Regions from separate parts of the Homo sapiens genome. Here region 2 is linked to region 1. The links are chromatin loops, found by intact Hi-C in ENCODE. Cell type or tissue: Calu3. All regions are shown on one strand.

Region 1 (5,000 bases):
AGTTGGTTTCCCTACCCAAAGGCAGGAAAGTCACCCATGTGGTTGGGTTCTGGGGCCTTTTATGAACTTAGAATGGGGAGTGCATGCTGATTGGTATGTGAGTATGCAAAAAAAGTTTAAGACAAAGACACCACTCAAAGGTGGGCATGACAATGTAGAAAACCAATTAGGAAAGGGTAGGTATGTGTAAAATAGGTGAAGGATGAGGACCAATCAGAGGAAAACACTCCAAACAGGAAGACAAGCTCTTAAGCCTGTCTGAGGATTTAACTTGTGGCTTGGCTTTCAGGCTTTAAACTGCCTTCAGCTTGGAGGTGGGGTTTCACTGGGACCCGTCCCTATCTAACCAGACATTTGGTTGCCTCCTGCCACTCTCATTGTTTCTGAAGCTCTTTTTACACTGTCTATTAACAAGCTGCACAACAACTTGCATTTATATTTCTCTCTAAATTAGGGAAAGTGACTTGAAATAACTTTTAAAAGATAACGTGTTTTTGTCACTAATGCATAGCACAAATTCGACTACACAGCAAATATTTGCTGAATCAATGACTGGAAAAGAGACCATGCAATAAAAAAGTGTGATATATTAGTTTGCAAAGCTACAATATATTTTAGAAACAGATTAAAAACAGAGCAAAATGGGTATCTGGGAAGAAAAAGGGTGAAAAATAGAAGCAACCTATAAAAGCAAAATCTGGAGAGAAGTACTATGTGGGAACTTAGGAAGAATAAAAAAAGGAACAAAAATAAGGAAAAGTTTCAGTTTTGTATGGATGTGTCTAATGAGCCCTGTGGCCTAAGATTTTAAGGCTTGTTCTATCTCACTGTGTCTATTTCCTTAGGGAAAATTAAATTCATTTAGCCAGATAGCTGCTTTGCTGAGACTCTTCTGGCATTCTTATTAATGTAAAATACATCAAGGAATCAATGAAGGTGTAGGTTTACTCTACTAGTATCATGTTTGAGTTGGCTAAGGGTCAGAACATTAAAACAATCTGCTACTTATGAGTCTGCTCTATGAAAAAGGGCAAATCATGCAAAGAGGGGGGAAAAATAGTGTTAACAGATGTTACTGATGGCTTAAAAGAGAGTGGAGAAACGAAGGCAGAAAGGAGCAAAATAGCACACATTGTGGTAGAAAAACTATCAAACATGGAGTCAGAAGCGCTGGGTTATATCCAGACTTTGCCAGTATTTATTTAGGATACCTTGGGCAAATAATTTAATCTCTTCCGTTATCATCAGTAAAACTAAGACGTTAATACTAACTTATACGGTGATTATAATTATTAAACTATGTTATGCGTGTAAAAGTAATCTGCAAATTTTAGCATACTATATCAATATAAATACTTTTTCCACAACTCTGCCCTCTATAACTCTTTCTTTTTGAAATGTTAAAAAGAACACACTTTAAGTGTATAAAGATAAAAAATAAAAATATCGCTATCACTGTGGCTTTAGAAGTTTAAAAGACAGCAAGCTATTTTATTCACAATGTAAAATAAAATGAGTAAAGGCTTAGGCTTTCCCTCTAGTTTAGGAATTACTTTAATTTCTCTTTGGTCTCATGCTTTCCCACAGGCAATTTAGAATGTCACATACACTTAGAGTAGACACGTCATACAGTGAAATTGTGCAAAATGTTTATGACAATCCTCATCTGAGACATAAACACTTCTTGTTTCCTGCTCGTGTTTTCAATAAAACCATATTATTTCAAGCAAAATTACTTGGAATATGACTAACCACATGCTCTGTGAGACAACATATAATAGAGGCGCTTCCTTGAAAAAGAAAAGCATGAAAGAGAGAGAAAATGCATCCTGTGAGCCTCTTTATTTAACTGACTATCTTTGGGATAGAGCTAAGTAAGTTACTGTTGAGCTCAGCTTTACCAATTCTTATGATCTCTCTGAAGCTCTCTTTGCAACCAGGTCTTCCCGCTTTCTTCTCTTTATTTCCATTTAAGATGTCCAAGATGCCTACTTTCTTTCCAATAATAATTTCCTTTCTTATTCATTCTCTCAACTGCTCATTTTTTTTTGTCTCCTCCATTAAGAGAGAGAATCCACAAAGCAAGAAGTTGTTTGGCAAGTCATACTCAGGCCAGGAGAAACGTCTTTTAATTTTTCTTCTCAAATTAATGGAGTAATCTCATAACCTTGAATTTTGTTTTTTTTTTTTTTTGAGATGAAGTCTCACTCTGTCACTCAGGCTGGAGTGCAGTGGCACGATCTCGGCTTACTGCAACCTTCACCTCCCAGGTTCAAGCAATTCTCCTGCCTCAGCCTCCCGAGGAGCTGGGACTACAAGTGCACACCACCACACCCGGCTAAATTTTTTTTTCTATTTTTAGTAGAGTCGGGGTTTCATTGTGTTAGCCAGGATGGTCTCGATCTCCCGACCTCGTGATCTGCCCACCTCTGTCTCCCAAAGTGCTGGGATTATAGGCATGAGCCACCGTGCCTGGCCACCTTGACTATTTTTATCTCCTCTTCGTCCCCAATGTATAAGGAGGCTTGAAAAGAATCCTCACCTTTTGGACATGTTTATACCTATTCACAGAAGAATGCATTTCCTAACATATCAACAAGGAAAATATATTCCTTTCTATCAGTTTTAATATATATTACTCAAAAGTTTAAATTTTGAAATGTTTATTATCATTAAATTTATGTGCAACATGGGCATTCTTTAATGGTCAATAGCTGCAGGTGTCTGGTTTGCTAAATCACACATATTTACAAACAAGATTTTAAATTCTTTTTAGAGAGGGTCCATGTTTTACTCTTCTGGTTATCTCAAAGTTCCAAGACTGTATAATAAAATTTTTATAAATATACACCCAGTTGATTTAACGTATCTTCTAACTTGAGACAAAAATGTGAATCATAGAAATGTTATCTACTTTTGGAGAGAGTGTGCGATGGTCTGAAGAAATAGCAAAGACATTAGCCTATTATCATCCTGTTGAAAGTATAATTGATAGGTGGCTCTCAAGATCATAGGCCAATAGAGTAACATAAGTGTGGCAAACAGGTCAATATGCATTTCTACTCACCTTCATCTTTTTCTGTCTAACTTGGGATTTTGATAGAAGCAAAAGCAGAAACATCACTATAGTTACATGTGTTTATCTTATGGAATTTTGTTACTGATTGCTATGCAACAAAGAATGTGTCAAGACAGCCAAGTCTCTGCCATCTCTACTATATTCTCGATATAACTGAAAGTAATATTTAGCTTTACAATAACTCCTTAAGTTTTTTGCTTTTGTTTTTGCTTTCTTCTTTATTATTTTATTTTTGTTGTCTAACTTATCATACACTGTTTTCCACAAAGTGACAATCTTTTGGGAAGAGTATAATGCTGATTCTTGCTTTGGTGCCATTTGGGTCTATGCCATTGCTATACATTTCAGCCATTAACACATTATGCAGTTAACATCACGTCAATACACAGCCCATACAAATGAGATGGAGTTATGTAATATTGCTTGAAAGTTTTAAGCAGATGGCAAGATACTGTGACAAACACTTTTTACTTGAAAACAAAAAAAAAAATCCTTTTTGGGTAAATGATGTGTGTTGCACAGTTAGATTTCAGCATGATTTTACCAGGGTCTAGCTAGAGAAAGGATGTGCAACTACATGAGTTATACTTACTGAGCATTCCAATCCTTTGTGCCTCGTTGCAAATCCCCACTCCCTTCACACCACAGCTGCTGCTTGTTTCCACCACTGAGTTTTAAATAATTCAGTGAAATTCTTGAGAAGTGAAGAATGTTTTGCATAATTTTTAAGCTTGATTACTATTTGCACCAAATGTTGCTGATCAGCCAGATTGCCTCAATGGGACTAGTGAAGATTTCCTTTGAATTGAGATTCAAAATATATTCATTTTACTAAGTGCTTGAAAAGAGGAGAATCATGAAAATATCATTTCACATTTACTGTAGTAAAATTATGAAGGTAGATCACAATACAATGTGCTTTTTCCTAAACCTTTAAAAAGAAATAACTTTTTTTTTGCAGCTATATTAAAATTTACCATTTCTTTTTTTAATAGTATTGTTTGTTCATTCTTGGGACTTTTTCTCTGTCTTTCTCTATTCCACCCCAAGAATGATTATTAATATTAAAGAGTCCATTATGATACCAAAAGTGGTAAACCTCACATTTGAATTCTGTTTGTATAAATTTTTATTTGTAGTTTAACAGAACCCAATTCTTTAAAGGACATGAAAGGCAATTAGACCACAAGACTCATAAGAGATATAGAGGAGCACTTGGATTATAATAGATTATATCCAATATAAAAATGATTATATTTTGGAGTATACTGACTAAGAAGATACCTCAGGTCCAGAAATAAAAGGAAAGGAGAGTGAACTGAAGTCGTATGCAAGTTAGTTGAGAAGACGTATCTCTAAGCATCTTCCTTCATTGACTTAGGATGAACTAACTTAATGTCTCATACACAGAGTCCCAGAAGACTGAGTCTGGATTTGAGGATGGTGCAAAAGAAGTTCCTAGACTCAATTAGTTCTACTCACAAGCATTATCAAGGAGGGAGAGTACATGACCAGTTCTGAGGAACTCTGAACAAATGGCTACCCTCATAGTGAAACCAACCCAATTGTCCTAGAGAACTGATGTTTACAGTCTTTTAAAACAAACATAGAAATTGACCCTCCTAGTCTTAAAGCTTTAAACTAATATTTGTCTTATCTGAGTACCTTCCTCAGGAAACTGGCCCACAGGCCTCCCAGATAATATCAAGGGACTGAAACTCACCAGATCACAACATCCAGACAAGTAGAAGCCAGACCCTTTATCCCTCATGATTTACTTATTCTTTCCTATTTCTTGTTTACCTGCTTGTAGTTACATTCCTTCCCACTATATAAATCCCAATTTTTGTTGGTCAGGAAGATGGATTTGAGACTGATCTCCTATCTCATAAGCTGCAGCAACTGATTAATGCCTTCTTCC
Region 2 (5,000 bases), 86 kb before region 1:
AACTAGGAGACTTTTATGGACAGAATGAAGATACAGATGGATCCATAGATAAAGTCAACCTCAAGAATGGGCATTACACATTTTTGCTCTTGAATTGTCTGTATATATATTTTAAAGCTGCACTATATTTTTCCTAATGCTACGTATCAATGTATTGTTATATTAAATCACACCAAGTTGCACCTCAATTACAATAATCATATTAAAATGGTAGATACTTTTGTTTTTGAGTAGTCCAAATTAACAAAAATGAGGGAAGCCATTGATCATTGTTGGAGAAGATAAGAAAGGGGTTACGTTTGATTATCAGAATAAGAGAGGTTTTGAGAAGATAGTGAGGAAAGAAAAATGCCAGGTGTCACCCTATCTAAAAATAAGTGATAACTATTTACTTTGATTAACATTTCATGTGGCTGGCAATCAAACCCAAATAATTTAGATGTGGGAGAATGTGGGCTGTGTAAGATATACTTGACTTGACAAGTGTGGGAAGGGGATTTGGCAGAAAGATTCTAAAGATAGAGAACAGATAATTTTTTAAAAGAAAACTATTTTGCTTATGACATTGATTTAACTCATAAAAGTAGAAATTGTTTTTAATGCTAGCTGTCTCTTCATTTGGGACTATTTTAAATTCTTATGTGAATGATGATGATTTATGTTTAATTATCACATCGCTAACTTTTAAAAGCAGTTCTATAGTCTTAATTAATTATTTTGAGTAGGCAATCATATTCTAAGAAAACAACCAGAGGTCGGGTGCAGTGGCTCACGCCTGTAATCCCAGCATTCTGAGAGGCCAAGGTGGGTGGATCACCTGAGGTCAGGAGTTCGAGACCAGCCTGGCCAACATGGTGAAACCCCATCTCTACTAAAAATACAAAAAATTAGCCGAGTGTAGTGGCTTGCACCTGTAATCCCAGCTACTCAGGAGGCTGAGGTAGGAGAATCGCTTGAAACTGGGAGGCAGAGGTTGCAGTGATCCAAGATCGTGCCAGTGCACCCCAGCCTGGGCAACAGAGCAAGATTCGGTCTCCAAAAAAAAAAAAAAAAAAAAAAAGGGAAAGAAAACAATAAACTACAAGTAGCATAAGAATATCTTCCTTTTGGATGTCTTCAAAGATGGGACCTATGCACATAGTTGCCATAGTATGTGATTGAGATTAAATGAAATAAGCTATGTTTACTCTGTGGAACAAAAGAGGCCAGCTGGATTCCTGCAGAGCCAGTCCCTTGGTGCCAGAGAGAATCTTTACCAGGTCCAGTTAATCTCTTGCACCATCGATGAGACCTTAGAGGTAGCTGTGTAGATGTTGAATTGGAATTTTAGCTATTGTCATTCTAGAAAAGGGAATTAATCATTTACAGATAAGGTAAAAAGGAAAGAGAAATGTATTCTCTTACACAACATGGGTTTGAACTGTGTGGGTTCACTTTTATGCAGATTTTCTTCCACCTCTGCCATTGCTGAGACAGCAAGACCATCCCCTTCTCTTCCTCCTACTCCTTAACCTGCTCAGTGGGAAGACAATGAGGATGAAGACCTTTATGATGATCCACTCCCACTTAATGAATAATAAGTATATTTCTCTTCCTTGTGATTTTCTTAACTTTTTTTCGGCTTACAATATTGTAAGAATACAGTATATATTACATATAACAAACAAAATATATGTTTACCAACCACTTGTGTTATCATAAGGCTTCTCGTCAACAGTAGGCTATTAGCAGTTAAGATTTTGGGGAGTCAAAATTAATGTGGAGTTTTGACTGCACCAGAGGCTGGTTCCCCTAGCCCCTGCACTGTTCAAGGGTCAACTGTATTGAGAAAACAGTTTGAAGTCCAACTTGCCAGTTACACAATTGGCAGTCGGAAATACTATACAACACTTTCAAGATTCTGGAAGTCACAGTCTTTGGTAGCACATTTGTTTCACATGTATGCTCCAGCACCCAAATCGTAATTGTAAAGATGTCTATTGTTTTGCTGTATTTTCCCAGACAGTTATTATTTGTGTTCAACTGTGCACGAAGCAGGCCTCCTGATTGACTTAAGTTTCAGGGTGAAACAGAAAAGCAGGTGGGAGCAATGCCATGATTCTGCAAACTTTCAGAATATTGCAGCTTCCCCCCTTATCTCTGAGCAGGGAAATGCTTTCTGAAGTGAGCCGAACATTCACCAGACCTCTGTGTTACTTTGAAGTGCTTGCTTTTCCCAGCAGTTCTGACCGATCTTTAGGGGGAAGTGGAATTCTCTGAGCTGGGTGCCTCATGGACCATTGAGAGTGGCTGGTGTACAGCTGGTTTTAAGAAGGCAGAAACTTTCTCTTCTGAAGATTTAAATGCTTTGCAGGTCTGTAATGAAAGCAACACAGACCGTTGGCTGATTGCCTGACTTCTCTGCTTTCCTGAAAATTCAGCTCATGTGAGAGACAAGAGGGACACTAACTTACGTGGTGTGGACTTCCATCCGGAATATCACACTGGATGATGCCCTCATCATTGTCTTGAATATTTACTGCCCGTCAACTAGAAGAATAGGAACATTTAGTTATCACTTAGCTGTGGATGTTACCAATAAAAAAGCCACAAAATTGTCTGACTATTCTACATAAGGCCAAGGGAATATTTTCTCTAAATCCTTTCACAGTTTTAATTTTGAATAAAACAGAGTATGTATATTTTGTAATCAGCATTTTGTAAATTATATTTCTAAATGATGATAGGTACATCAAAATAGAATTTGGAGTCCAAAGTTCTAGTTATGTGTGAATGGTAGGGAAATTCTCTTCTAAAGTATGTATGGTCACTGCATTACAGAGCTCTTTATAATTAGCCCTTAATTATAAGAGAATTGACAGCAGTATTTCTCTAACTGGAATAGATAGTTTACTTGATTATGATGATTAGAGGACACTTTTGTCTATTGTTAGCTACAGGACTTTTGGCAAAAGTCTGATCATGCCATTCTTCTGCTCAGAACTCTCCAATAACTTCCCATATTACTCAGAGTTTAAGTCATTGAATTACTATTAGCCACAACGCCCTACATGATAAGTTCCACTGTTCTTCCACCCACCTCACCCCTCTTATTGCTTATATTACATGCCACTTGGCTCACTGCATTCCAGACATACTGATCTCTGTTGTTCCTCTAGAGGAACAGAACGTTTACGCTTGCAGTTTCCTATGCCTGGAAAACTTTCATCTTCCTAAAAATTTCATGGCTTACTTTCTCATTTCCTTTAGTCCTTTCTCACATATGCCACCTGTGATACTTCTCCCACTGTCCTGTCTAAAGTTGCATCCCCCTCTATGCAGTACTTTTAATAAACAGAATATATATTTTATACATTGTTTATTGTCTATCTTCTTATTGGAATGTAATCTTCATGAAGGAAGATATTTTAGTCTCTTTTGTTCAGTACTGTCACTCAGGTAACTAGAAAAATATCAAGTATGTAGTAATCACTCAATAAATATTTGTTCAAAAGTAAACGGTAGCTGACATTTATTGCATGCTTCTTCTATGCTACATACTCTTTTAACTACTTTATATGTGTGTGATTTGCTAGTCACAATGGTTCTGCCTTTCTTCATTTCACTGAAAATAAAACTGAAAAGGGCTTTGAGTAACTTCAAGATTATATTACTGGGAAGCAGTAGAGAAGAATTTAAATTCTGATTGCCCTAATCTTACAGATCAAACTCTGAGCAATTTCACTCTATTAACTATAACAGTAATGTACCTACCCGGAACCTATATTTTACTATGATTTGAAGAGAGGGGATTTATTTTTTTTTCCCTTCAGTTAATTTTTGAAAGATTTCTTTTATCATGACTCAAGCAAAATTTATTTTGGGTGTGAATAATTGCAAATGTCATTTAGTATTTGCCTTAACAGCAGAATATATGAACATTTTGAAACCCATAAGATTGCAGATATCATAAAACCAATGAAATTAATGCCTTCAGAGTGACAGGAAAAAATACTTCTGAATAACAACATTATGTATATCTCTTAGTTTTATTTCTAGCAGTAGTTATAGAATATTTATTTATAAATAAATTATTTTCTATTTTTAAAGACAGAAATAGTTACTTTGTAAGAGGTGGTTATACTTATCAGGATCATTCATGTTGTACTTTTAGAATGCAGTTGAGAAAATTAAGGCCCATGGATGGTGACCCTTAAGCTGTAATAACTTAGTAAAAATAGGAAAAGGGCCCTTGACAAATACACATGTTATTTATTGACTGATAAAGTATCCATTTTCTCCTTTAAACTGAAGTGTGTTGTTTATGTTGGTTTTCCTGCAAACAAGAAATGAAAAAATACATTTAAATTATAAATTAATTTTTTTTTGTTTCAGAGAAAGTAAAATATGTATGTTGTTTAAAATATGCTTAGCCATAATTTAGATAATTCTTTTATGCATTTTAGTAATTTTCATTTTTCCTTACATAAGCAAATGAAATATTCACCTTTGCACACTGGGCAAAATAAAAGCATAAGTATTTCTGATTTGTTTTACTAAACATAGATTGAGTAAACTAAGTTCTAAAAACTTTTTCTTTTTCCCAAATAGCTTTCAGAAAACACACTATGGGAGCATGAATAAATGCCTTACATTTTCATAGTCACATTAAAATTACTATATTAGTTAAACTTCCTCCATTTTACCCCGCTCCTTGACACCAAATGATATGACATATAATAATGTACACTTGTCTCTACCCTGTTTTGTGCTCAGAATTGGATTAATTTAGAGGATACTGAATGGACACAGTTTCTAATAAGAGGATGCTCCTCCATTGCATTGCCATCTATGACACAACAGGCATTATTTCAACCTGCTCCGTGTGTCTAGTGGAAACACAACCTGGTTTTTGGAGAAGGAGATGGAAATTGGAGAAAAAGAGGGAAAAGAAGGGAAGAACAAGAAGAGAAAGTGACTTCAGGAAATTTACCATGTGAAAGGGGGTCACTTCACATCTT

The links. A loop is a pair of places that touch in the nucleus more often than their neighbours do. Peaks named below come from ENCODE experiments on the same cell type or tissue, not always from the same donor. Only the 100,000 strongest peaks of a DNase experiment are listed, where the experiment ranks them.
Region 2: a loop joins it to region 1, with 2.6 times the contacts of the local background. A loop is called at or near these places in 1 of 110 quality-filtered maps.

What each region holds. Positions count from the first base shown.
Region 1 is chr3:89,922,836-89,927,835 of GRCh38, reverse strand. No RefSeq gene overlaps it. Among named protein-coding and RNA genes, the nearest start is that of EPHA3, 820 kb to the right of the region's middle. In Calu3, no CTCF peak of the experiment used is centred here; no DNase peak of the experiment used is centred here.
Region 2 is chr3:90,008,627-90,013,626 of GRCh38, reverse strand. No RefSeq gene overlaps it. Among named protein-coding and RNA genes, the nearest start is that of EPHA3, 900 kb to the right of the region's middle. In Calu3, no CTCF peak of the experiment used is centred here; a DNase peak (open chromatin) is centred at 3,106.